2 separate regions of the Homo sapiens genome follow, and region 1 is linked to region 2. Evidence: chromatin contacts called from ENCODE Hi-C or POLR2A ChIA-PET data. All regions are on one chromosome and are shown on one strand. Each heading gives the region's core, a stretch centred on a gene start or an enhancer-like site at or near the end of the contact. The rest is flanking DNA. Distances are from core to core; before and after follow the strand shown. Region 1 holds the start of LNC-LBCS (lncRNA bladder and prostate cancer suppressor, hnRNPK interacting). Region 2 has its middle 110 kb from the start of LNC-LBCS.

Evidence for each region. A loop is a pair of places that touch in the nucleus more often than their neighbours do. ChIA-PET counts read pairs that join two places held with the same protein, here RNA polymerase II (POLR2A). Pooled maps may share reads with other maps.
Region 1: a map of posterior cingulate gyrus shows a loop between it and region 2 (2.2-fold over the local background). The contact joins the promoter of LNC-LBCS here to the enhancer-like site in region 2. A Hi-C loop is called at or near these places in 1 of 168 maps with a recorded cell type or tissue (posterior cingulate gyrus) and 2 of 50 pooled maps. POLR2A ChIA-PET finds 5 or more read pairs at or near these places in 3 of 52 experiments (H1 and WTC11).

What each region holds. Positions count from the first base shown.
Region 1 is chr6:19,802,813-19,809,553 of GRCh38, reverse strand. It overlaps LNC-LBCS (lncRNA bladder and prostate cancer suppressor, hnRNPK interacting), which reads left to right and starts at 4,795. Exons shown (of 4, transcript NR_134651.1): 1 at 4,795-4,879. It overlaps LOC105374963 (a long non-coding RNA gene), which reads right to left and starts at 1,632. Exons shown (of 5, transcript XR_007059488.1): 1 at 1,569-1,632; 2 at 254-371; 3 at 1-149. RefSeq lists a silencer at 4,827-4,876.
Region 2 is chr6:19,688,724-19,695,722 of GRCh38, reverse strand. No RefSeq gene overlaps it. Among named protein-coding and RNA genes, the nearest start is that of LNC-LBCS, 110 kb to the left of the region's middle. RefSeq lists an enhancer at 3,792-4,295. Within about 2 kb of position 3,907, at least 2 of the 41 ENCODE cell types and tissues checked have a DNase peak (open chromatin) inside an H3K27ac peak, as active enhancers do.

The DNA of each region.
Region 1 (6,741 bases), core at 3,546-6,045, 110 kb before region 2:
ATGTCAAGATAGTATGGGAAAGCCAAGTATCTTTTAAACGTCCAAGCTGAATAAATACAACACCCGAAATTCACTATGCTCATCTTTTCCTCTTTGAAGACAGAGAAAATGCTTTTCTTCTCTTGGCATCCTCCTATCTGAAAAAGTACCTGGCACATAGGAGGTACTCAATTAATTTTAGAGGAATAAATGAATCAATGAAGTTTTAAAAGTTAAGTTAGTCACCAAGGAAAAGACTATACACTCTTCTCACCTTCAGATTTTTTTCCAGCAAGTAACGATTATTTTTTTAGAGAAGACGCAAAATAAAAGTTCCAATGGTCCAAGTCGCTATTTTAAGTGCTCATTCATCAGTTCTAAACCTAAAGAGGCTGTTAAAGTAGATTATTAAAGCAAAGCTAAAATCAAGTAAAATAACTGCACTGCCACACTATGGTACCATATAGGTTCATAAACCAGGTTTATCATTTCCATCCAGTCACGTGCCAAATCACTGTTCCTTCTCTCGCCAATGAGAGATATCAGGGTATGTTCACAACTAAACCATGACAGTTAATGAGGGATGGAAGACATTGAGCTTAGAGAATGTGCTATAAACCATCAAAATCCACCACCAAACACACCCAGTATTAAAAATGATCTAGTGCTAGTATAACAGTTAACACTGGGGGTAATGTTCAGGGGCAGAAATGAAGCCTACAAAATGAGCTGGTGACTGTATATTAGATTAGTGATTCTCAACACTGACTGCCCATTATAATCACCTAGGGAGGCTTTAAAAATACTGATTCTAGGGCTCCACTCCCAGAGATTCTGATTAAATTTCTGTGGGGTGGAGCTCAGGAATTCCCACTGAAAAAAAATAGTAATGCCGATGTGAGGTCAGGGTTGAAAAATGCTTCATTGGACCATGGGAGGGATGGAGGGAAGTTTTTTCCTTTTCTTACATAAATGGATGATTTAATCAGCTGGTGGCAGCCATTACAATTCATGCAAACACAAAATTTTTCTGATTCACCTCTTCACCTGATATTTTCTCATCTTCCCTAGACCAAACCTTCCCCAAAACTCCATGCTTGGACTATTAATATTATTTCCTATGGGTCTCTTCGCTTGTTTTCGTTCTTCCCTCATATTTTCACCTTGCACAACAATGACAAGTGGCTTTTCTTATATCAAAGACTCTATGTGTAAGGTATTTGTCATCTAAATTTCTCAGGTTCGGCTTCCATTCTGAGCTCTGCCATTATCTAATGAGATTGTACTGCTGCTCAGTTTCAACTACACCAAATTAAATTGGGTAACCTCTAAGGTTGTCTTACCCCACCAGTAAATCTTCAATCCCATTTTTTATAGTTTCCCTAAATATTTTTAATTGAAGTCAGACAAAATCTTCTTCACCCCTCAACTTATTTTTTGCTCCTTTCCTTCCAATGCAATTGTTATTTATGCTGTTTCTTCTGCTTTTTCATTCCCTCAGCCAATCATATGCACAATCACGTGGCTCAAGCTCATCTTCTCCACAGGTTTTAGGAACCCAGACCACTTTATATCCATTATATTCTTACTTTATGCTTTCCTTGGTACTCTGTGGTCAAGATTCTCTTTATTCAAAGTGCAGTTCAGGGTTAGCAATATCAACATCACTTGGGGGCTTGTTAAAGATGCAGAATCCCAAGCCTCTTCTGCATTTCATCCAATTGCCAGGTGACTTCATGCACATCAAGATAAACTGGCCTATACCCGTTTATTAGCACTTGCTTTGTTTTCTAGTTTCTCTCTTTCTTTCTTCCTTCCTTCCTTTTCTTTTTCTCTCTCTCTCCCCTTTTTTTTTTTGAGATGGAGTCTTGCTCTGTTGCCCAGGTGGGAGTGCAAGTGGCACCATCTCGGCTCACTGCAACCTCTGCCACCTTCAAGTGATTCCCCTGCCTCAGCCTTCTGAGTAGCTGGGACTACAGGCGTGCATCACCACACCCAGCTAATTTGTTTTTTTTTTTTTTAGTAGAGATGGGGTTTCACCATTGAGAGGTGACAGCGTGCTGGCAGTCCTCACAGCCCTTGCTCGCTCTCGTCGCCTCCTCTGCCTGGGCTCCCACTTTGGCGACACTTGAGGAGCCCTTCAGCCCACTGCTGCACTGTGGGAGCCCCTTTCTGGGCTGGACAAGGCCGGAGACGGCTCCCTCAGCTGGCAGGGAGGTGTGGAGGGAGAGGCGTGGGCGGGAACTGGGGCTGCAGGTGGTGCTTGCGAGCCAGCGCGAGTTCCAGGTGGGCGTGGGCTTGGCAGGCCCCGCACTCAGAGCAGCCCACCAGCGGTGCCGGCCCCGGGCAGTGAGGGGCTTAGCACCTGGGCCAGCAGCTGCTGTGCTCAATTTCTCGGTGGGCCTTAGCTGCCTTCCCACGGGGCAGGGCTTGGGACCTGCAGCCCGCCATGCCTGAGCCTCCCCCGACGTCCGTGGGCTCCTGTGCGGCCTGACCCTCCCTGATGAGCACTGCCCCCTGCTCCATGGTGCCCAGTCCCATCCACCACCCAACGGCTGAGGAGTGTGGGCCCACTGCGCAGGACTGGTAGGCAGCTCCACCTGCGGCCCCAGTGCGGGATCCACTGGGTGAAGCCACCTGGGCTCCTGAATCTGATGGGGACTTGGAGAATCTTTATGTCTAGCTAAGGGATTGTAAATACACCAATCAGCACTCTGTATCTAGCTCGAGGTTTGTAAACACACCAATCAGCACCCTGTGTCTAGCTCAGGGTTTGTGAGTGCATCAATGGACACTCTGTATCTAGCTACTCTGGTGGGGACTTGGAGAACCTTTGTGTGGACACTCTGTATCTAGCATCATCTAGTGGGAATGTGGAGAACCTTTGTGTCTAGCTCAGGGGTTGTAAATGCACCAATCAGCGCAAACAGACCACTCAGCTCTCTGTAAAATGGACTAATTAGCAGGATGTGGGTGGGGCCAGGTAAGAGAATAAAAGCAGGCTGCCCCAGCCAGCAGTAAAAAGCCGTTCGTGTCCGCTTAGGTGCTGTGGAAGCTTTATTCTTTCGCCCTTTGCAATAAGTCTTGCTGCTGCTTACTCTGTGGGTCCCCACTGCCTTTATGAGCTGTGTGCTACTCACCGTGAAGGTCTACAGCTTCACTCTTGAAGCCAGCGAGACCACAAACCCACCAGAAGGAATGAACAACTCCAGACAGGCCGCCTTATGAGCTGTAACACTCACGGGGAAGGTCTGTAGCTTCACTCTTGAGCCAGCGAGACCATGAACCCACCAGAAGGAAGAAACTGAACACATCAGAAGGAACAAACTCCAGACACGCCGCCTTTAAGAACTGTAACACTCACCGCGAGGGTCTGCGGCTTCATTCTTGAGGTAAGTGAGACCAAGAACCCACCAATTCCGGACACCATGTTGGTCAGGCTGGTCTCGAACTCTCCCTCGGCCCCACAGAGTGCTGGGATTCAGGCATGAGCCGCCAGGCCCTTAACTTTTATTCCAAAAAAATTTCAGTTAAAACTTCCAGTACATAGTATTTGCATAGCAGGGACCCTGAAGTGTTTGTTAAATGAATGTCACATATATCACATACTGTGATAGGAATAAAGTCATTCGTTTGAAAGGTTGATAAATACAATGATAGACTGCTAGAACTTCATGAGTCTTAAGAGAATATCTCACCAGATCTCATCTTCCAGATTTAAAAAGGGGGGCACAGACTTCAGCAGGAAGGGCTGATTTAACGACATCTACTATAATGTGAGTCTGGGCCACACTCTGGTTTTCCAGTTTCAGTAATGATGCATCACTACTCTTGAAAAACCACCAGAAACCAACAAGTAAGCACCCAAAAAGATGTTTAGGAATTCAGAAGTACTCCTTTTACTCTAGCCTTAAAATTATTTGCTCTTGCATTGTGGATTACCCATCAACAATGTCCAGTCCTTACCAGGAGTCAGGGAGAGCGTCAAATGCTGGGCATACTGAAATGACCTTAACCCAGTACTTGGCCACCTACAGGACACTGTAATGGAGAGCAAAGCAGGACAGAGGTAATGCAAAACACAAAAACACCAAAAAATTGGAAATCTTTGGAGCCATTTGCCTTCTAGAACCTTAAAGGCGCCCTATAGTCCCACACTATAGAATATTGGAAGAGCAGTCGGCTGTAAGTCTGAATCATGAGTTCCTTACACTTTTTTCTACCCAGTTCAATTTTGGGAACTTCCGAGTCCTGGTCCTTTCATTGTTTGTGATACCCAACACCCAGCACAATGCGGAGAGCACAGTAAGGTGGCAGTGAATTCATCAATACTTTCAAAGTCTATTTTATCTACAAGGACAAGTTTTATTGTATGTTTCCTTTTAAATAAGTGCCACAGTCGCAGTAAGTGAAAACATCCTGACACCACCCCAGCGGCCCCCCCAGCTCGTGGGCCTCCCCGCAGAGCGCGCGCCCGTGGGGGTAACCGGCGGAAAACTAGGGACGCGGGCACAGCCGCAGACTGGGCGTGGGGGGCACCGGAATGGCCGAGCCTGGGACGCTGGGACCTCTGGCCGCCGCGGGGCGACCAGGCGGGCGGAGACGTCTCGCGCCCTCCCGGGCCGCGCGGCTCCAGGCGCATTCCTGCACCCAGCTCCCGCGCGCCGCGCTGCGCTGCCTCCCCCGGACAGCTGATTCATTGGCTCGGCCGCCCAGACTGCCTGGCGCCGGCTGCGTGACGTCACCCATTCACGGAGCCCGCCTCCCCCGCTCCGCTGGCGCCGGCCGGGCGGTCGCCCTGACAACGCAGACGCCAGCCCGCACAATGACTTCCAGCTGGAGCAGCCCAGCCAGCCTGCGCGCTCACTCGCTTGCTTGCGCTGGGCTTCAGGGCGCCCGGGTGAGTTTTTTTCTCTCCCTCTCGTTTTTTTTTTTTTCCCAGGCTCTCGCGGGTTTCCCCTGCCAGGGAATCCACTCGCTGTAGTTTTCTAGGGCTCTGGTCCCAGTCCTTTCTGAAGCGCGCTTGCAGGCTGTCTTCCTCAGTCGCCCTCTCCCTGGGTGCTGTTTTGCTGGGCAGCATCCCATGCTAGGCTCGGCAGACATTCTGGCGGTTGGGTTCGGCCCTTACAGCGCTAACACCTGCAGAGTCGAGGCTCCTGCCAAAAGGCAGAAAGCAAAGGAGGAAAAAATTCATTGTCATAATAGCGAAAATGATAAACCTCAGCTGTTTAAGAGAAGAATGTCTGAGTAGCTGTTGATTATCTCCCATAATCACAAAACAACTTTTTTTTAAAAAGAATTTGCACTGTCTGTTAAAACGCGGTCATTGTTTTGCTTTCAAATCGAACTTCACGACAGTTAGCAACTTCAAGAACGCTTCCAAATGGATAAATCTTTCCAGAAGGTAAAACAAATCTGGGAAGTTGTAGCAGTGTAAATTGGAGAGTGTGTGAGGGTCGTATTTGGAGAGAGAGAGACACACACACAGGAGATTGGTGGTCTTGGGGCAAGGCAAATAGCTCATTCGCCCCCCCACACCTCCAGTTTCCACCCCAGACCTTTAAATCTTGAAGGTGGAGGAAAGGGAGACGTAGCTGTTGATTAGAGTTGGGTGGGAGGTAATTCTTATTCTAAATTTTCATTTTATTTATTTTTTGGTGCCAGATTTCTTGCTTCAAAACAGCTGCATTTTTGGAAGAAAGTCCACAACTGACAACTAAGCAAAACCCTCCTGGTGGATAGCATAAATCTGCTTTGTTGAAGCTGCTCATTTGTCTGATCTATGAGTCCAGAAGATGCAAACTCCCTTCCCAGCTTATGCAAAAATACTTCCAGTAAAAACAAGCCCTTTGGCCCTTTTCTTTTGTCAGTCCAGATTTCAGCATGTTCTTCGCTTTGTTATTCATCATTTTATGTATTTGGACCCATCCTCAAACAGACTTTAAACCGTTTAAAGGCAAGGAGGGACTCTTTCGTAAACCTTTAATCCCCTGGCCCAGCTGAGTAGATGCACAGTGTCTTTTGATGATGGTGATATGGAATGATTAATAACCACACAAGGCATTCGGTTGGTCAAGTCACTGTTTATTGGCTCAAAATAATCCTTGGTTTCTGTATGTCTACAGCTCACTTCCTAAACAGTTAAATCCGGAGAAGTCTAATAGATAATAGTTGGTGATCATAAATATAAATAACCAATACATTAGAATGTGTAGTCAAAATAGGAATACTTGCTTTTCACTTACTTCCCACGGGTCGCTGCTGGTGGTAGTCAACACAAATAAAAATTTGAACTCATTTTGTTATTCATCTAAAATGAGAAACTCGGTGAAACATTGATTTTCTAAAATTGCTGCATATTTAAATGTGATTATAATTGCTTTTTAGCATTTTAAAATTGTAACATCGATACCAAATGCTTAAGAATCTAAAGAATAGTCTATTGGGGCTGGCCTATTTTGTGTAAAATGGTCTGTATCATAATGGATGACTGATTATCCCATCCACATTATTTGGATTCACTTAATACTAGGTTTTAACGTTAGGAGAATAAAACCCTCAAGAAACCTAACATAGATTTGTATATTTAGTTTTCTCCTTCCTTATCATCTTCCACCAGACTTACAGGTGTTCCACCTGCTTGTAGTTTCGGTAATAATACCAGCTGGCGGTGGTTCCTAACTCTAGCTACACTTTAAAATTACCTCGTGCATTTAAAAAAAAAATGCAGTTGTTTAGGTTCTTCCCCTAGATATTTTAATT
Region 2 (6,999 bases), core at 2,658-5,157:
TCTTCAAGGGCCTGTTCAGTTTTAAAGTGCCGTGTTTCTATATTATATGTAGTTAGCCAAGATTTTCCAATTCAGGTTTCTCTCTCCTGGATCATTTCCTTCAGTTGTCAAATATTCTTAAAAAATATCTCCCATTAAATTTTTTTTCCTCTGTTTACCTCCAGCAACCACAACTTCTCAGAGCAAAACATTTTTGATTGGGTTGTCTATGTTGGTTGTCTCTACGTCTTCACTTTTCATACTGACTTCAAACCCTCTCCAGTAGGGCTCCCATCCACACAACTTCACTGAAACCACTCTTGTCAAGACTAAGAATAATCTTCATTTTGGCAAATCCCTTGGTCAGTTCTCCATCTGTATCTCATTCATTCAATCTGTTTAGCTGTTCTCTCCTATATGAAACAATTATTTCTGTAATCTTTTATGCACCACGCTTGCCTCCTGTTTTCTCCTATCTCACTGGACAGAATCCCCTGCTGGCTATTCTTCCCATTCTCTAAACCAGTGTGTCCAATAGAAATATGACACGAGCCACATATGTGATATTCAGTATCCTAGTATTTAATTTACATGTTAAAAATGTAAAAAATCAATAAAATTGATTTTAATATTATATGTAATTCAATATATACAAATACTGTAATTTCAATAAGTAATCGATATAATTGAGATACTTTGCATTCTTCTTTTAAAAATAAATACTTAAGTTTTCAAAATCCTGTGACTTAACCGTACATCTCAGTTGGGATGAGCATATTTCAAAAGTTCTAAAATAGCCACATATGGCTGCCATATTGGACAGTGAGGTTCTGAATGTTGGATGGCCCAGGGCTTCCATATTGGACAGTGAGGTTCTGAATGTTGGATGGCCCAGGGCTCAATCCTGGAGCCTCTCCTATTTTCTGTCTACAGCCTTTCTCTCTGGTTAACCTGGCTGAGTATCTATTATCTATATGCTGCCTCAGTCATTCAATAAGTGTGTACTGAGTGCCTAATATGTATCAGGGTACCGTGTTTTTGGTACCAGAGGATAAAATAGTAAACAAAATAGTCATAAATCCCCACCCTAAGGGAGACTACTTTCTACTAAGACGGAGACGGACAATAAATAAAATAACTGAGTTAATTATACAGTACAACAGATGGTGAAAACTGCTACAGTAGGAACAGAAAAGTGTGAAGCAGTGTTAGAGAGACAAAGAGGGGGCTTTTTTGTGGACTATTGGAAGGACTTTGGGTTTTACTGTGTCAAGATGGGGAGTCATTATATGGCTTTAAGTAGAGGAAATACCTGGTATGATTTTCATGATAAATGAACATCAGGTTGTGAAGATCATTTTGGCTGCTGTTTTGAGAATATATAATAGAAGTGACAAGAGTGGGCGGAGGACATTGTAAACAGTAGGAGGCTGTTGCAATACTCTAGACTGCAGATGATAGTGGCTTTGACCTGTTACTAGGGCAAGTGGTGAGAAGTCAGATTCTGAAAGAAGTAGTTCAGGCCAAATACATAAAGATGGGAATCATCAATACATACCTAATTTGTCAAATAGGATAGCCACCTGCCACATATGGCTATTTAAATTTAAGCCAATTAAAATAAAATAAAATTAAAATTCAGTTCCTCAGCCACACCAGCCTAACCTGATTTGAGATGCTCAATACGCACACGTGGCTGGTGGCTGCTGTATTGGACAGTGCAGATTTAGAGTATTTTCATCTTCACAGAAAGTTTTTTTTGGCAGTGCTCAGACACATGACATTTAGTGTTCTGGCTTCTTTGCAAATCAACTGCCTGCTGGATTCGTCCACTTACAAATTAGGTTAATGTTATATTAATATATGTCCAATAAGCATCTCATACATAACATGGTCAGTATTTTTGTGCCAGTCTTCAGCTCTATGGTTTCCATTCCCCAGCCTGTATTCCCTTCATTTTCTCCATCCTGGGAAATGGAATCATCATCTGTACTGTCGTCCCAAACTAGGGGGTTCCTGATTCCTCTTTGTCTCCCCACCCATCCTCATCACTTTCAATCCATTAGCAGGTTGATTTGCTTCTACCTCTAATACGTGTCCTGACTATGACCATCTCTGAGCATCTCCACTTCTATCACTCTGATAAAAGCTACCAGCATCTCTCACTTGGATAATGGTGACAGCTTCTAAGTTAGTGTTTTTTAACCCTGATTGTACATTAGAATCACCTGGGAATTGAAAACAACACCACGAAAAACAATGCCTAGGTGCTATTCCATGCAAACAGGTGGGACTTGGTTTTGCAAAATCTTTCCAGGTGATTCAAATGTGCAACCAGGGCTGAGGACCCCTTTCATCCTATCCTCCCCTCCACCTTCATTGTCTACCCTCTACAAAGGAGCTGTTTATCTCCAGCAGCTAGAAAAGAATTTGGCAGCAAATAAATATGTTTGGATGCTTTCTTCATTTGCTTCATTTAAGTTATAAAAGATCCTTTTAAAGTCTTCAGAGACAAGACAGTGACCACAATGATGATGAAGATGATTTATGGGGTGCTTGTACTATGTGCTAGGCACTGAGCTTTTTAATCCTGAAAATAGTCCCCTGAGATGGGCACAAAACACCCATTTTACAGATGAAAACACTGAGATTCAGCAAGGCTAAGTAACTGTTTTGGGGCCTCTAAGGTAATTAAGTGTGAGAACCCAGGTCTGCCTGAGGCCAAGTTCTGACTCCTAAGAACCAAACAAACAAAACACGTAGCCCTTAATAAATACTTATGAAGTAAATAGAATGAATAGCAACTGGTGCATTTTAGAGACTTGTCAAACACTGATATTTAGTTTATGGCTAAGAAAAACAAAAAACTGTCCTTTTTTTATCCCAATATTTTCTGCAGGGTCACTCCTGCATCTTTTCTGCTCCTGTGGAGGACTCAAGTGCTGCCCTGCATTCCTCTTTTTGCCAGTTATTTGTGCAACATGCAGTTTTAGCCTGAAGAATTCCATCTCCTAGCAGCTACCAGGGTTACTTGCAGCCTCAATGATCTTCCTTTGAGGAGAGGGAAAAAAATCCCCTAACTTTGTAATACAGTCCAGCGATGCATGAGAAGCCTTTGTGAAATCATGGGGGGAGAAAAGGAAAATAAAAATGCCGTTCTCCTCTGGAATGTCTCCTAGGACTAGTGAAAAATGCTAATTCTGACAGCAGAAAAATCATTTTAAAATCAAAGCACCTTTGAGTTATATTAGAAATGAGATTAAAATGAGAAGTGGTGAAAGAAAATAATTACATTCTTTCAATCTAGCAGCATCTTATCCCCCTCCAGCTCTGTTCTGGTTTATGATGCCCTAGATATTCTCCCAGGAATGATTTTCCCCGTGACTCCCGATAGACATGCTTTGTGTGCAGGTTGCATGGAAAGGTAGAGGGATGCATGGGCTCTCTGGATTCCCCCAGAATAGGCTGATGGGAGGTTGGAACCTTTTTTCTCCCTTGTTTAACAAAACCCCATAGCTCACTGTTTTTATTTTTAATTACTCCAAGATTAATGCGCGAAAGTGTGCTGATGCTATTAGCCTTCACTATACCGGCTGTATCTGAGTACTCCACGAGATCCAGTTAAAAGTGGGCCACAGCACTTATAAAAGATGGATTTTTCCTTAAGGGCGTGCGCGCGCGTACACACACACACCACACACACCACACACACACCGGAGCCCCTCACCCTGCAGTCTGGAACGCCCCTTTCCACCGCGAATGGGGCTCGTGGAGCCTGCAAAGGAGTCTGCCTTTGGTATGCGCTCTGGGAAAAGGGAGAGCCCTCGGGACGCGCTGTCACCAGGGACGCCTCGCTCCTGGCGCGCCGCTCCCACGTCCCCCGGCCTCCCCCGCCCTGAGTGTGGAAGTGGTGCTCATTCAGCCTTAGGGGGGCATTTCTGCATTCTTTTCCAACAAGATGACGGCCCTTCGCGGCGCCCCTTCCTCCGGCGCCTCTGCCAAGGAGCTGGGGGCGGGAGCCGCGCGCCCAGCCCGCGGCCCAGATGGCGGAGCAGCCCCGAGCGGGGACATTTTCTCAGGCTTTCAAAAAGAGCACTTTCTTTCCTGCCTAATATTTAGCTCCTTCAAATGCAAATGGAGAGGTTGCGCTCCAAGGTTAGCATAACAATTATGGGAAAGCTTTAAATCTGATGCGTTTGTTTACATGATGAAAGGCGGGCAGGATCCGAAAGCTCCAAGGCCCCGGCTTTTCAGCAACTATTTTCTAACTAGTCAACTGCGAGTCAATTTTAGATCACAAAGAAAACCAATTTATATCACGGTGTAGGCTAATTTTGGAGGGAGTTCCACATTATTATCAATTTTTTTTTTTCTTAAATGACCGCTGCTGGAAGAGTGATTTTTCCTTTTCCTTGGCGTCCTGAAGTTTGGTGTAAGCTAATTGGTGTTAGTGATAGGCAAGGAGGTCTTCATTACTGAGAACAATGCGAACCAGGGGATGGGGCGAACGCAGGTAAAGAGTTTTACGGAGAGTTGGTACGGTTTTAGCATAAAATGCATGAAAGCATCTTAGTTTGCCTGTCAAAGTTTATATTTTTTATTCGGCTTAGCTATTTTGGTATTTCAAAAAGGGTTGTGTGGTTTTAAATACTGCTGATGGGTATCAGACCTAGACTTCAGAGGAATGGCATTATCCCACTATGAAACCATTAATTTCTAGGCATCAACAGTGAGAACTGGGCAAAGCACATGAGATGTCTAAGATCTGCCAGGAAAAGGACCATGAAGGACTTGCCTGTGGTCAAGAATCTACATCTCAGGTCTTTTTTCCCCACTTCCTCTTTCCCTCTCTCCCTCCCTCCCTTCCGCTTCCGGTCCAGGAGACTTTTTCCAAACTTTCTTCCCGGGGGCCATCCTCTCACCTGTCATACACAGAAAAGTGAATTCTTGTTATCAGAAAGGGGCCCAATCCAGATCCCAAGAGAAGGCTCTTGGATCTCACACAAGAAAGTATTCCAGGCAAGTTTATTAAGAAAGCAAGTTTATTGAAAGCAAATCTGTTAAGAAAGCAAAGGAATAAAGAATGGCAACTCCACAGACAGAGCAGCAGCTTGGGCTGCTCCACGGATAATACTTAACAGTTATTTCTTGGTTATATGTTAAACAAGGGGTGTATTCTTCATGAGTCTTCTGGGAAAGGGGTGGACAGTTCCCGGAACTGAGGTTTCCTCCCCCTTTTAGACCATATAGGGTAGCTTCCTGATGTTGCCATGGCATCTGTAAACTGTCATGATGCTGTTGGGTGTGTCTTTTAGCATGCTAATGCATTATAATTAGCATATAATGAGCAGTGAGGACAACCAGAGGTCACTTTCTTTGCCATCTTGACTTTGGTGGGATTTGGTAGCTTCTTTTACCGCATGCTGTTTTATCAGCAAGGTCTTTATGACCTGTATCTTGTGCCGACCTCCCATCTCATCTTGTGAGTAATACCACCTGGGAATACAGCCCAGTGGGATCTCGGTCTTTTTTTACCCAACCCCTATTCAAGATGGAGTTGCTTTGGTTCAAATACCTCTGACACTCTTATTGAAATTCTGTGAGATCTCAGCCTATTAGCGTCCTTATCACTGGGAGACCCAGGAGGGGAATGAAGACCCTTGGGAGCTTATTGTCTATTGTCTTCATTGGCAATGTATTGGAAAATAGTTTATAAAACACCACTATTTACAATGCTGACTACTCTGAAAGTTTATAAGTGCATAGTATTTAACAATGTTTTCCCATTTGAGAGAGTATTTATGACCAACAGAAATATGCCATTTTCAATGTTAATATTCAGCCATAAAACCGTTTTTTTTTCTTGCAGTATTTGTACAGTTGAGCCGAAATGCCTGTTCTAACAAAGAGAGCCTGGGTAAGTGTGCATGCTCCATTGCCTGACAGGTATAAAGCAGTGGTTTTCAACTTCAATGTGCCGCAGAATCACTTGAAGAACTTCTAGCCTAAAAGAATCAAAGAACTATATAATTTCGAGAGAACACAAGATGCCAAAATTTTCCTAGTGTAGATGGCTCAATCAGTGTTGATTGAACTATCCACACTAGAAATTAAGTGAAATTGAGGGACTATTCTTAAATGTAAATATTTTTCTAATATAGGTTTTTAGAGATTGCTGACTTGATGTATTTAGGAACTCAAAGCAAATAGAGTCTTCTGGAGTAATAGATAAGCATTAGAAAACACTAGGTCTACCTGGCCGAATGAATGGATTCACAAAGGGGGGTGGTATATAAATGAAATATACTTAACTGATCTTGAACTACGTCGAGATCCACTGCACTGAAGATTCCCCTTGGCTCTCTTAGTAATCATGCCCCTGTTATCAGTTACTCTATGCTTTGGTCTCTTCTGGAGTGTTCCTTTTCTCTGAAACCCTTGACAAGCTCCTCTGATTAATGATTAAGGCAACTCTTCAAACCCAACTCCTCAAATAAGCCTTCAGGACAGAGAGGTTGATATTTTCTTTTTCTTTCTTTTTTTTCTTTTTTGAGACGGAGTCTTGCTCTGTCACCCAGGCTGGAGTGCAGTGGCACAATTTCAGCTCACTGCAAGCTCCGCCTTCCGGGTTCACGACATTCTCCTGCCTCAGCCTCCCGAGTAGCTGGGACTACAGGTGCCCGCCACCACGCCCAGCTAATTTTTTGTATTTTTTTAGTAGAGACAGGGTTTCACTGTGTTAGCCAGGATGGTCTTGATCTCCCGACCTCAGGATCCGCCCGCCTCGGCCTCCCAAAGTACTGGGATTATAGGCGTGAGCCACCGCACCCAGCCTGAGAGGCTGATATTTTCATGTGAGACCCTAACCATCCTGAAGTGAAATCTTACAACTCCTTTTCATTCATCTAACCATTTAATATAATAAAACATACTAATCTTCTGCTTCTGCTTAGTGTCTATATGAGTATGCTGATTTTTCCCATTTTGTTTTAAATTGTATATCCTGAAAGGGCTAGATAT